Regions from separate parts of the Homo sapiens genome. Here regions 2 and 3 are each linked to region 1. Evidence: chromatin contacts called from ENCODE Hi-C or POLR2A ChIA-PET data. All regions are on one chromosome and are shown on one strand. The core of a region is the stretch at or near the end of the contact, and the rest is flanking DNA. Distances in the headings are between cores, read along the strand shown. Region 1 has its middle 7.6 kb from the start of LINC02509. Region 2 has its middle 36 kb from the start of LINC02509. Region 3 has its middle 45 kb from the start of LINC02509.

Evidence for each region. A loop is a pair of places that touch in the nucleus more often than their neighbours do. ChIA-PET counts read pairs that join two places held with the same protein, here RNA polymerase II (POLR2A). Pooled maps may share reads with other maps.
Region 2: a map of PC-3 shows a loop between it and region 1 (6-fold over the local background). The contact joins two enhancer-like sites. A Hi-C loop is called at or near these places in 3 of 168 maps with a recorded cell type or tissue (IMR-90, PC-3 and endothelial cell of umbilical vein) and 2 of 50 pooled maps. POLR2A ChIA-PET finds 5 or more read pairs at or near these places in 3 of 52 experiments (AG04449, HEK293 and PC-3).
Region 3: a loop to region 1 is called in a map of endothelial cell of umbilical vein, with 6 times the contacts of the local background. The contact joins two enhancer-like sites. A Hi-C loop is called at or near these places in 2 of 168 maps with a recorded cell type or tissue (PC-3 and endothelial cell of umbilical vein), 1 of 37 single-sample maps with no recorded cell type and 1 of 50 pooled maps.

Annotation. Positions count from the first base shown.
Region 1 is chr4:176,881,050-176,885,543 of GRCh38, forward strand. No RefSeq gene overlaps it. Among named protein-coding and RNA genes, the nearest start is that of LINC02509, 7.6 kb to the left of the region's middle. Within about 2 kb of position 2,087, at least 4 of the 41 ENCODE cell types and tissues checked have a DNase peak (open chromatin) inside an H3K27ac peak, as active enhancers do; they include PC-3 and endothelial cell of umbilical vein, where a contact is called at or near this core.
Region 2 is chr4:176,837,400-176,841,893 of GRCh38, forward strand. No RefSeq gene overlaps it. Among named protein-coding and RNA genes, the nearest start is that of LINC02509, 36 kb to the right of the region's middle. Within about 2 kb of position 1,877, at least 3 of the 41 ENCODE cell types and tissues checked have a DNase peak (open chromatin) inside an H3K27ac peak, as active enhancers do; they include PC-3 and endothelial cell of umbilical vein, where a contact is called at or near this core.
Region 3 is chr4:176,918,633-176,923,126 of GRCh38, forward strand. No RefSeq gene overlaps it. Among named protein-coding and RNA genes, the nearest start is that of LINC02509, 45 kb to the left of the region's middle. Within about 2 kb of position 2,224, at least 2 of the 41 ENCODE cell types and tissues checked have a DNase peak (open chromatin) inside an H3K27ac peak, as active enhancers do; they include PC-3 and endothelial cell of umbilical vein, where a contact is called at or near this core.

The DNA of each region.
Region 1 (4,494 bases), core at 837-3,336:
ATGGTTTTTTTCTTTATATTTCTGTCTTCGCATCTTTTTTTTTTTAATAAGGACAACAGTCATATTGGACTAAGGGCCCTCCCTACACTAATATGATGTCATCTTAATGACCCTATTTCCAAATAAGCTCACATTCTGAGATATTTGGGATTATGACTTCAACATATCTGTTTTGGGGACACAATTCAACCCATAGCACTCCTCAACAAAAAAGTAGGAAAAAAAAAAGCTTTAGTCTAACCTCCTGGCTGTCAATCTTGCAATATATACTTTCAGCTTTCTCTCTCTCTCTTTCTATCTCCCTCTCTCTCTTCGTATCTATTCATAGATCATACTATACTCAATGCTTTGATGATGATTTTTTAAATTTAACAATACATTGTAAGAGTTTTTCAAAATTATTACACATTTTTGTATTATATTAATGCTGTGTAATATTCCATTTTAGGGACACCATACTTTTTAAAGTAGGTCTCTGTTGCAGTACACTGGGATATTTTCTGATCTTTTTAATAATATGAACAGTTCTGAGTAGAACTTCTTAGTAGCTCAGTCACTGGATATATCCATAACAATTATTTGAAATCAGTTCCTACCTATAGACATCTATGGAGCTACTGCAGAATTACATGTCTTGATAACCAATAACAAACAGAAGTTTGGTACGCTCATTCCAGTTTTTATTGCCATCTGTGGTGTGTGAGAATCCCTATTCCTCTCCCTGTTCCTCTCACCCACTTTGGCACCAGTGTTATTATTCCTTTTTAATTTTACCAATTTTTTTTTACAAGGAAAATGTCATCTCACTATTTTAATGTGCACAGTGCTTACTTTTCAAAACTTTCTTACACATATGTATGCAACTCTCTAGTTTACAAAGGTTCATTCTTCTGCTCTGTAAACTGTTTCCTGTGCTTAATTTGGAAAGTGTGAAAGGCCAAATTTTTGTCATTAGAGCTACCATTTGAAATAGTTTCTGAGCTTTTAAATTTTATCAACCAATAAACTATAAAGATAAAAATAGAACTGACACAAGATTGTCAAATAAGACATCATTATTTTGCCAAATAAAGATGTAAAATGCAAACCAATAAAAACTTTTTCAAACCATCTTTTTTTAAAGAAGAGGATTTTTTAATACAAGAAATAGAATAGCATAATCTCAAATTTAAAAATTGTTTATTACATTGAACAAATATAGTTTTAAGAAAACTTGCTATAATTGTTTCTATTTTTCACATACATTGACAGACAATGGAAATTTCACTGGGAATAGCAATGTTTCTTGGATCGGCCATGATTACCTCAGTGCAATTATACTGCTATTCAGCCGACCACATCCTCATAAAGCCAGGTCACTTGAAACAATGTCTGTCTGGGTGAGTTTTGGAGGCAATTGGCAGTTTCCTTTAGGTACTGTCAGTACAATACATTGATATATTTAGACTGGGATGTTGTAGACATAGCTATGTGTGATTATGCCTATTTATTCTTGATATTATCTTTAGGGCTTCTGAATTACTAAGAAAAATCTAGATGTCATTAGGCTCCTGAATTTAGATCTCTGAATAGCAACCAAAGAAACTAATTTAGACAGCATAGTCTCAGCTTGGAGAAAATTCTACTCTTAAAGCCACATTTGTTGATTCCCTTGGAAAACATTCTTTTTTTTTTTTTTCTCGAGATGGAGTTTCACTCTTGTTGCCCAGGCTGGAGTGCAATGGTGCAACCTCGACTCAGTGCAACTTCCGCCTCTCAGGTTCAAGCGATTCTCCTGCCTCAGCCTCCCCAGTAGCTGGGATTGCAGGCTCCCGCCACCACACCTTGCTAATTTTTTGTATTTTTAGTAGAGACAGTTTTTCACCATGTTGGCAAGGCTGGTCTCGAACTTCTGACCTCAGGTGATCCACCCACCTCGGCCTCCCAAAGTGCTGAGATTACAGGAGTGAGCCACCGTGCCCAGCCGGAAAAACATTCCTTAAAAGTGTTTTACTTCCCAAAGCTTGTTCCAAAGGCTGGGCAGATTCTACACTGCAGGTATCCCAGAAGCTGAAGAAGGAACTGCCCAATAGGACTTATTTGCACTCTTCCTTAAAATGTCGCGGTGTGGAGTTGTGTTAACACTTCACGTGTCCTATTGCTTTCCCTAGATTTGTCCAGCTTCTGCCACTTACTAAGAGAGAGTATGTGTTTCCGAGGCGAATTGCCTGTTGCTAGCTGAGATTAGCAAAGCTTCGATAGCCAAGAGTAAACATTAGTTCTGGCTACTGCTTTTTATCCTTACTTTTTATCTGGTCTAATGTCAACACAAATTCTCCTATTACTGTCTTTCAAAATGACTTGGGAATATTGCGGTTCATGCCAAAATCAACATGAAAATAAGGTAGAGCATATTCTGTTTGGGCTGAGAGAGCAATAATATATTGTTGTTTTTCTTCTGTCTGCACATAGCCCTACATTTAGGCACTTTAGCATGTCCAGCCAAATTTTGCTTCCTAACATAGGTTTCATGTTCCTGTAGATGTTTTGTGGGATGCTCCTTCGGTATTAAAATGTGTATTTCAAGAGGCAGCCGTAGATTCTATTAAGCGTGTATGTAAACGGAGAACAAATTTTTCCCGATCTTTATCCTTTCTTTAATGTAGATAAATTCATTATGAGTTGTGCCCTGTGTGGGCTCAGTGGCAGGAACTTGCGAGATGCACACATTCCCAGGAAATGAGTTTATTTGCTCAGTAATATTATATAAATATATTGTTACCCCCATTTAAAAAGTCACCCTAAACACCCATAATGAAGGAAGTGCATAAGCTCTGACTCTTTAGGTCAATGTTTTCTGTGCTAAGCCATTAAAAGAGCATTTAGGAAAGGCTTAACCTTACTGAAATCATGTACATTTATGACACTAGAACGCTAAGTCTGTTAACAAGTCAGTCATGCACTTGGAATAACTGTTCTTCCAGGTTGAGTGTCTCTCTCCTCAAAACCACAATACCACAATTGCTATAAATGGATTTATAATGTTTAGCAAAAACTAAAATGTGTCTACATTTGAAGAATGGAATGGAGGTTTTAAAAAAGAATTTCGTGATTCAGAGACAGTTAACAGTCTTCTGACCTGGAAGAGGCCAAGATAGCAATTTCACCAGCAGAACCTTGAGTAAATAGAACAGCAGTTATTGTTATTTCCACTCAGGGGGAAATTACTTCCCTTGAATTGTCGTCAAGAGGAGTGGTTCTGATGATGTTCAGACCTGCTTCTGTGTCTTGGGACCAGGCCAGGACATCGCAGGAAGGGCCAGCCACTGCAGCATCACCCTCTGCGGTGCTCAGAGCTACCTCTCTGATGTTGTGGAGACAGAGCTCCTTGTAAGCCTTAACCATACCATGGTACTCAAGCCAATATGCCCACCATTTGCAAGTGCAGCATGATGTTTAGGATATAATGGGGATTTGAAGTAGGAGGCTTAGTTTTTTTTAGCTGTGTGTTAGTTATTTAGACTTGGTTAGTCATGTGATATGGAAATCAATCTGACATTCCCTACAACCTAGGGTCTATACATAGTATCTGAATAAACAAATTTGCTCTCCAATTCCCATTTCGTAGTCATTCTTTAAACACATCTTAACTAGAAGCAGAAACTATTGTTTCATGAAAATGGCTATACACTTATATATACTTTAATACACTTATGTATACTTTAGCTAAAATGAAATTTGTAATTGTGTCTGCTCTAGTGTATAATACATGCTCTCATATATAAAATAATAATTATGATGGCTTTTTGTAATCATTATTATTTAATTACAATATGTTAACAATAACAATAATAATACTCTTATATTTCACAGACTACTTCAGGTACAGATTATAATAAGATAACTCAAATCTCTACCTTTAATAGGAATTTATAATTTTGGGCTATGTGTTCCAGATGCCAAAGTCTCCTTTAAACTATCATAATTTATGAGAATTTATAATATTTAAAACAAATGAAAACTGTTTTATAATGAAATAATTTAATTAATTTGTGTGTGAAGTCAATGAATTTCTAAGACTGAATGTCCGGTTTGCCCACTCTGAATACTCTTGCATGACTGGTAGCAAAATTGGTCCTCACACATCAAACATAAGCTTTCTTCTGATGCTAGAAAGGCTGCTCTCTAGGAAAGCAAGAGTGAGATTCAATAAAATCCTGGTCTAGGTTTGAGTATGGGCTACGCTACACTGTCATGTGTGAGCTGGAGAAGTCTTTTGGCTTCTCCATACTTTGGCTTCTTAAATTGATTCATTTATTTGGCAATGATAATAATGTTCTAATGGGGCTGTTGGAAGACTAAGTAAGATAGTGAATGGAGAGTCCTACTCAATATCTGACTCATAGGTTCTCAGTCAAAGCTTTTATCATTATTATGTGATGCCACAATGTTTAGGCATTGTCTCAAGATAAAACTCAGGGAGAATTGAGTACAACAAGACAAGATCGAGTTGTA
Region 2 (4,494 bases), core at 627-3,126, 44 kb before region 1:
GGCCTTCGAAAGGATTACTTGCTCTAAAGTTTTAGCATGCAGCATCTAGTATTCAGGATAAAACATCATGTTTTTTCTTAAAATCCTGGTCAAAGTTCTGGTCAAATAGCATACTAGCTTTTTTTTTTTTTTTTTTTTTTTTTTTTGCCCAGGCAAAACTGCATTGTCATTGTGTCCGTGATATCCAGTTAATACCTTGTTAATAGCCTATACCCTCTAGTAGGCTTTAAAAAAAAGGTCTTTGTAGGGTGGGGACACAGATGAACATAAATCATAATTAATTAACAGGCCACAAGGATTGCCATGAAAATAATAGCTTCCTGGGTCCTTCAAATCTAATCTACCATCAAACTTTCAGAGTCAAAGCAATCTCTTTGACAGCCACTTGAGTTAATTTGAAATTAGATAAGTGGAGAAAGCAGAGAAGCTTTCCTTTTATTGAATAAAAATTAACTTCTAAACCATGGAAAAATAACCTTTCCTGTGATTTTGTGATTGGTGATCACACTGGAAAATTGTTCAAAAGTATTAAAAATATTGATTCAATAATGGATAATCTTTTACAGCTTTTATTTTTAGTGTCCCTTGAAGAACCCAATTCTTTAATTACTCTTACAGAAGGAACACAACTTCATAATCCTTAATTTAGGTTCAATAGAGCAACAACAATCGTTGGATCAAGACAAGTCTAGGTTTAAATTCTGTATTTTTAACTTGTAGTAACCGTTCTAGATGCCAAGTTTCCCTTCATAAAACTAGGGTAGTACAGGCTCACTATCCCTTATTCACAATTCTGAAACCCCTAAACCACTAGAAACCATTTTTTTCTTACTTTGCAGAAAAACCTGATGTGACCCGAATCCATTATGTGAAAACCTGACTAGCACTGATGTGGGGCTACTTACAGCCTTTACTTATTCTATCCTATATAGATATGCATACATTTCACTGAGGAAGGATTAATGTTGTTTACCGAAGAAAGACACCCCAGGCCTAAAACCCAAAGATTTCGGAATCCTGACACATATTTAGCCGGAAGGATTTCATATAAGGGATTATGGACCTGTAATACCAATGATGAGGATTCATATGCAGAGTAAAAAAGCAATCAATATTAATTAGTAATGCTTGACCCAAAGTAGATTTTTTTCAACAAACACATTGTTTCCTGTTCCTTCACAGACAAGTGTTCTGTGCAAAATTATATTCGTGTTAAATGATCCATTTATTGCCTTACCTCCCCAATAAATGTGTGATGACATCTTTTAAAAAAGAATAATTTTGGTTCAGATCTATAAGATGTGACAAACCGCAATTGTGATGTTTGGAATGATTCCAACACAGTATTACAGTTTTTTTTAAAGGCCATGCCATGGACAGTTTCTTATTGTCTTACCTCACTGGGCACGCCCAGTGCTGGCCGTGTATTGTGACTTGCACAGACAGGAAGGCCACTAGGATCCTGAAATGCTAGAAATAACTCAAAAATAAAAAATAAACACCAGCAGTAAAAAGTTAGACAATGGAGAAAATGATTTAGAAGGAAAGCCTAAATATTTTAACTCAGTGTTTGACTATGAAAATGGGTAAAGAGAATGGCATATTCAGAAAGTATCTAAACCAAAGTCAGTGAGAGAACTACTTAACATGACACTAGAGTGAATAACCTTAAAGGAATGTTATTCTCATTTATCAATTCAAGGTGATGATAGGACTAGTTCATCATTTCGATTTCAAGATTTACTGTTTTCCAAGTGTATCTTGGCTATTGCCTCGTTCTCATGAGTCTCTAAATACCGTTCACTAAGCCCAAATTAATTGTCTGAAGGCACATAGTGAAGCAGTAATACTGGTTAGCAATGTTTGTTTCATCAATGAAGCTACTGCTCTTTCCATAAGTATGACTAATAGGTTAAAAATATGCAAAGGGAAACTTGGGAAGTCTGAGGGATTTTCCAACTCCAACAACCAATTCTCTGATTCTCTGGACACCAGCTGGGTGTATAACAACTCAGTTCAATTCTGACACCCAGAGTTAGCTCAGATCCCACAGCTTAAAGGCTTGGTCCCACAGGACTACCCCCACTTCAGGTGTCTGTCATAAATCCTGGGCCTCCGGTACTTCTGACCAACTGGCTATAAATTCAGGATTCTCCTGATCCCTTCCTAAGGTTTGGTAATTTGCTCGAATGCCTCACAGAACTCAAGAAGATGCTTCTCTTATGTTTACTGGTTTATTATAAAGGACACAAATGAACGTCCATATAAAAAGATACATAACGTGAGGTTCAGAAGGGTTTCCAAGCAGAGGCGCTTCCATCTCCATCCTCCATGGGTGGACAAGTTCACTAATTCTAAAGCTCATTGATTCCTGTTATTCAAGAGTTTTTATAGAGCTCAGTCTCCAGCCCTTCTTCCCTCCCTAAAAGTCAAGGGTGGGGCTGAAAGTTTCCACCCTCTAATCACTTGGTCTTTCTGGTAACCAGCCCCAACCTGAGGCTATGTAGGGATCCCATCCAAAGTCAACTAATTAGCATACATTCTGCTGTGGAAAGGAGCTCTTTATGCATAAAAGAAGACTCTCTGATCAGGGAAATTTCAAGAGTTTTAGGAGCTCTGTGCTAGGCACTGGGACAAAGAACAAATATATTTCTTCTTTTTTTTTTCTTTTTTTTATTACACTTTAAGTTTTAGGGTACATGTGCACAACATGCAGGTTAGTTACATATGTATACATGTACCGTGTTGGTGTGCTGCACCCATTAACTCGTCATTTAACATTAGGTATATCTCCTAATGCTATCCCTCCCCCATCCCCCGACAAATATATTTCTTATTACACTACAGTAGTTCCCCCTGCCCCTTATCTGTGGTTTTACTTTCCATGGTTTCAGCTGCTTGTGGTCAACCACAGTTTAAAAATAGTAAATGGAAAATTACAGAAATAATTAACTTTAAGTTTTAAATTGGACATCTTTGAATAGTGTGATGAAATATTACACTGTCCCTCTCCAGCCCACCCAGAACCAGAATCATCCCTTTGTCCAGAGTACCCATGCTCTATATACTGCCTGTCTGTTAGTCACTTAGTGACTGCTTTGACTGTCAGATCAACTGTCGGCAGTATCATCGCAGTGCTTGTGTTAAAGTAACCCTTTTTTACTTAACAGTGGTCCCAAAATTCAAGGCTAGTGAGTTTGGATTTGCCAAAAGAAGCTGTAAAGTGCTTCCTTTAAGTGAAAAGGTGAAAGTCCTTGTTTTAGTCCATTTTTGCATTGCTAAAAAGAAATATCTGAGACTGGGTAACTTATTAGAAAAGAGGTTTAATTGTGTCATCCTTCTGCACACTGTACAAGAAACAGTACTAGCCGGGCACGGTGGCTCACGCCTGTAATCCCAGCACTTTGGGAGGCCAGTGCGGGCAGATCACTTGAGGTCAGGAGTTTGAGACCAGCCTGGCCAGAGATGGCAAAAACTCATCACTGCTAAAAATACAAAAATTAGCTGGGCATGGTGGCATACGCCTGTAATCTCAGCTACTCCAGAGGCTGAGGCATGAGAATCGCTTGAACCCAGGAAGTGGAGGTTGCAGTGAGCCGAGATCGCACCATTGCACTCCAGCCTGGGCAACAGAACGAGACTCCATCTCAAAAAAGAAATGTAGTACCAGCTTCTGAAATTGTAAAGGAGAGAGAAACTTGTTCATAGTATATACAAGATTCAGTATTATCTGAGGTTTCAAGCATCCATAAAGAGTCTTGCATGACATCCCACATGGACAAGGGGAAACTACTGTATTTTAAGGAATTTTAAAAAACTATTTTCTGAAAACCCATTATATCCAGATCAACTATAGCATGGAGAAATCATATAAGTACTATTCGTGTTTGACTAATTAACACTTCAAAAAGAGAACCAGAAAATCAACAGAGAAAAATTTATACTGTGAAGGAATGGGGAGGGGGAGCATCTAGATTTATTATCTCTCCCAGTAGAAAGAATGCAATGTTACATTTCACACATGAGTTTTTTTATGGAAGACTATTTTTCAATGTTAAAAATATCTCCCTCCCAACATCAGCTAATTTGGAAAAAAATAATTCAACAACATATCAGAGGCCTATTACCAACTTCTAATGTAGCGAAAATTGGCAAATTATTATACACCAGGGAGATAGGATTTCATGACCTTCCTATTTTTTCTTTACAAAATGTCAGGGAAACCTTACTGTCTCACTCTAGCTGGATATTAATGATAATTATTTTTTGGTACAAACTCTTTTCAGATATAATGATGTCCTCTATTTTCCTTCTTGCATTGGTTTTACTCCCACGAGAGTGACTTCCATTCCCTTATTGCACAAGGCCAAAAATCCCCACAAACAGCTGTCAATCTTACTCTTTTGCACAGAAATTTTTAAACATCTGGCAGGAAAGCCATTCTTAATCTTTTACAATTGTAGATTAATATCTTAAATTTGTACCAAGAAGGCA
Region 3 (4,494 bases), core at 974-3,473, 38 kb after region 1:
AATAAAACTAGATAATTGTGACTATATCAAACTTACGGCTTCTGCATGGCAAGGGAAACCACCAACAAAATGAAAAGGCAATCTGTGGCATGTAAGAAGTATTTGCAAACTGTGTATCTGATTAAGGGTTAATATCCAAAATACATAGAAAACTCCTACAACTAAATAGCAAATTATAATAATAATCCTGTGAAAAAATAGGCAAGGGACCTGAATAAACATTACTCCAAAGAAGACATTGAAATGGCAAACAGATATATGAAAAAGTGCTCAACATCACTCGTCATCAGGGAAATGCAAATTAAAGCCACAGTGGCATATCACCTTGCACCAGTTAGCATGGCTATTATCAAAAATCAAACAATAAATATTGGCGAGAATACGGAGAAAAGGGAACCCTCGTACACTGTTGGTGGAAATGTAAACTTGTACAGCCTCTATGGAAAGTAGTATGAAAGTTCCTCAAAAAATTAAAAATACTAGCATAAAAACAGACATATAAACCAATGAGCAGAATAGAAATCTCAGAAACACACACACATACACATTTAAAGTTATATAGTTAAAATGAAATCAGACCCTTATCTTACACTATACACAAAAATTAACTCAAATGGTTTAAATACCTATATGTAAAACCTGAAACCATAAAATTTGTAGAAGAAAACATAGTGGAAAATCTTCTTGACATTGTTCTTGGCAATGATTTGTTGAATATAATACTAAAAACAAAGGCAACTAAAATAAAACTAGACAATTGTGGTTGATTGTCTGATTCGGCAATCCTACTGCTGAGTATATATTTAAAAATATTACATTCAAGATCCTAAAGAGATGTTTGCAACCCCATGTTCATTGCAGCATTATTCACAACAACCAAGACATGGAAGTAACCTAAATGTCCATCAGTGAATGAACGGATAAAGAAAATGTGATATGTAGATATACACAATAGAATATTATTCAGCCTTAAAAATAAAAGGAAATCCTGACATTTGCCAGAACATACATGAACTTGGAGGACAATATGCTAAGTGAAATAAGCCAGACATAGGAGAACAAATACTACGTGATACCACTGAGATGAGGAATTTAAAAGAGTCAAACTCAAAGAGGCAAATAGTAGAATGGTGCTTGTTAAGGGCCGGTGATGAGGGGAGGTAAGAAATGAGAGGTATTAGTCAAAGACTTCAAAACTTCAGTTGCAGAGATGACTAAGTCCTAGAGATCTACTGTACAGCATAGTGAGTGCCTATAGTTAATAATACTGTAATGTATAATTAAAAATTTGCTAAGTGGATAGGTCTTATGTAAGTATTCTTAACACTAATAATAATGATAATAAAATACATAGGGCAGGAGAAAAGTTATTTTCATGGTTTTATAAAAAAAGATTATAATATACTTTTTAAAAATGTACACTTTAAAAGTTTAAATCAGTATAAAGCTTACACATACCTATATTTTAAAAACTAAAATGTAAACTTATCAATTGTTTTTACTGTAGAAATGTAAATCCCACAGTTTATCTTTTAAAATGAAATGAAAATTTTGTATTACAAGCATAATATCACATTAAATTGGAAGCATTATATATTAATCATCTGCTATGTATTTAAGCAACATAAATTTATCTTATAATATTTTTATTTTAAAATTAGAGTTAATAATTTATTATTTGACTAATTTATCACCATATTTAAAAGCTTTGTTATGAAAGAAAAGTTACACATGATACTGGGAACTTTGGATTTTTATTTCCCGATTTTCTATTTGTGGGAAGGGAGGAGAAGGCAGATATTTTGATATAGAAGAAAAAGTGATAAAGTATTTAAGGTAATGGGATGTAATGAAAAACTGGTAACAATATATTTCAACCTCTTTAAACAATTAGTTTAAATAGGTTTTCTAAAATACAAATAAACAGTACTTCATTACGTACTTTCAATTATGTCAATCACTAATTTTTTGAAATTTGGGTTCTCCCAATACAATTCTAGTTTCAACTTGGAAAAGATAAAACACACAAGAAGAAAATAGGAAAGAAAATAGGGGGGAGAGGAGAAAGGCAAATTAAGATGTATCGTAATGCTAAGCAGGAAAATTATGAATGATAAAAATATTTAGGTTCCTTTGGTCTTTTCCTTCAGACTAATACATTTGATAACATTCTTAACCTGCCCCCACTATCTCTCAACCCAATTTTGAGAGGACAGAATGACGTAACTGCTAATAGCCCTGATTCACATCCTTAATGACTGTCTGAAAAAAAGTTTGCCATGATGTAGGATATGAATCATGCTCACCAGAGAACATCTCACATTTATGGTAAACTGTGGCCTGCTTGCAAGAAATAGAAATGTTAATTACAGTCATTTCACTTCATAAAAATAAACGTTTCAGAGTTTTTGTACTCTCAAATTATTTCCTAATGAATTACAGACTTCGTCTATAAATGTGCACTCAAATGTAAAGTTACTGTAATACATATATATCAATGTCATTATAAATTTCTGTTCCAAGCTAAATGGAAAAATATCAGGGTCCCTGGAACAATATCAATGTGTCATAATTGAACATTTATACAATATTTGTAGACCACCTATTAATTAATTATATACAAATGACTGAAATTCTCCTGTAACAATATTAAATATGATCTTTAGTAATCACACAATTTAAAATTATACTTTCTCTTTTATTATCTTGTACACGCATGTCTTTCTTATCAGTGTACTTCATTGAGTAAACACTAGTTGGCTTAATTATCTTACTTTTTGCCAGGAAGTGGATGTGAGACACTTTTGTGGGTGTTCTTAATATTTTTGAACTTCATTATTGCTTATTTAAAGAATAGCTTCCTGCGTGCTCAATAACATGTGCATTTGGATTGCATCAAATAAAGTTAGAATAACTTAAAAGGAACACACCAGAGCACACTTATTTTTTGTTTGTTTAAAGGACACCGAGTTTGAGGAAACGTACAGAAGGAAGAGAAGTCACTGGAATCTGAAAAACAGGATGGAAAGAATAAAAGCTGTGCTAAGGTAATTCATTGGTGCCTTCTTAGCAATCTCTGATTTTCCCATTTAAGCCTGTATTTCTTTTCTTTTTTTTCCAAATAAATTTTGTTGTATATATTTAAGGTATAATAATAATAATAATAATAATTATTATTATTATTATTATTATTATGTTGAGATGGAGTCTTGCTCTTGTCGCCCAGGTTGGAGTGCAATGGCATGATCTCGGCTCACTGCAACCTCCGCCTCCCGAGTTCAAGGGATCTCCTGCCTCAGCCTCCTGAGTGGCTGGGATTACAAGCACCCGCCACCACGCCCAGCTAATTTTTGTATTTTTAGTAGAGACGGGGTTTTGCCATGTTGGCCAGGCTGGTCTGGAACACCTGACCTCGTGATCCACCCACCTCGGCCTCCCAAAGTGCTGGGATTACAGGCGTGAGCCACCGTGCCCGGCCAAGGTATACTTATAAGATACAAATAGACAATAAAAAGGTTATTATAGTGAAACGAATTAAGATATCCATCATCTCACATAATTACCCACTTTTTTTTTGTTTTTGTGGCAAGAGCAGCTAAAATCTACTAATTTAACATGAACCCCAAATACAGTAAAATGTTATTCCCTATAGTCCTCATGTTGTACCTTAGATCTCTGGACTTGCTCATTCTGCTTTCAGTCCTTTAATTACTAAATTGTGATCCTTGAAGTCTGATTATTTTACTTTATAAAAATTATTTCATAAAATAATCCTCGACTCAATTCCTCAGCCACGGGAAAAAATAAAGTAATTCATAGGTTTGGGGATCGTTTTACTTTTTTGAGGCTAATTTATGTTAATAGTAGGAAATGCAGGGTTCCAGGAGCCTCAAACTCTAATCTTAAATAAGTCCCTAGTTCAGATTGCCATCTCAGGCTGGTGAGCCGTCCTCCCTACCCTTCAATAATCAATCTGACAATTTTAAGGACAAGGATGCAGCATCATGGGAGGCCAAGAAAATACTCAAAACATTCCTAGAGACTTGAAAATGAAACTGATTAGAGTCATACTATAAAGAAATTGAAAGGGGGTAAGAAACAAATGGGTAAATGAAAAGTGTTATTTGCTGCTAATAAGAATTGACACGACTCTTCTCAGCTCTTCACTACCTCACATTTTAGAATCATTACCAAAAAGTTCTTTCCCTCAATAACCTTATTGCTATCAACTTTGAAAAAAATCAGGAAACTATGAGGATATAAAATATATCAGATAACACACTTGCTATTTATTTATTTATTATTTTTGAGGCAGAGTCTCCTCCTGTCACCGAGGCTGGAGTGCAGTGGTAAGATCTCTGATCATTGCATCCTCCACCTCCCGGGTGGAAGCGATTCTGCTGCCTCAGTCTCCTGAGTAGCCGGTGGCACGTGCCACCATGCCCGGCTAATTTTTGTATTTTTAGTAGAAACGGGGTTTTTGCCATGTTGACA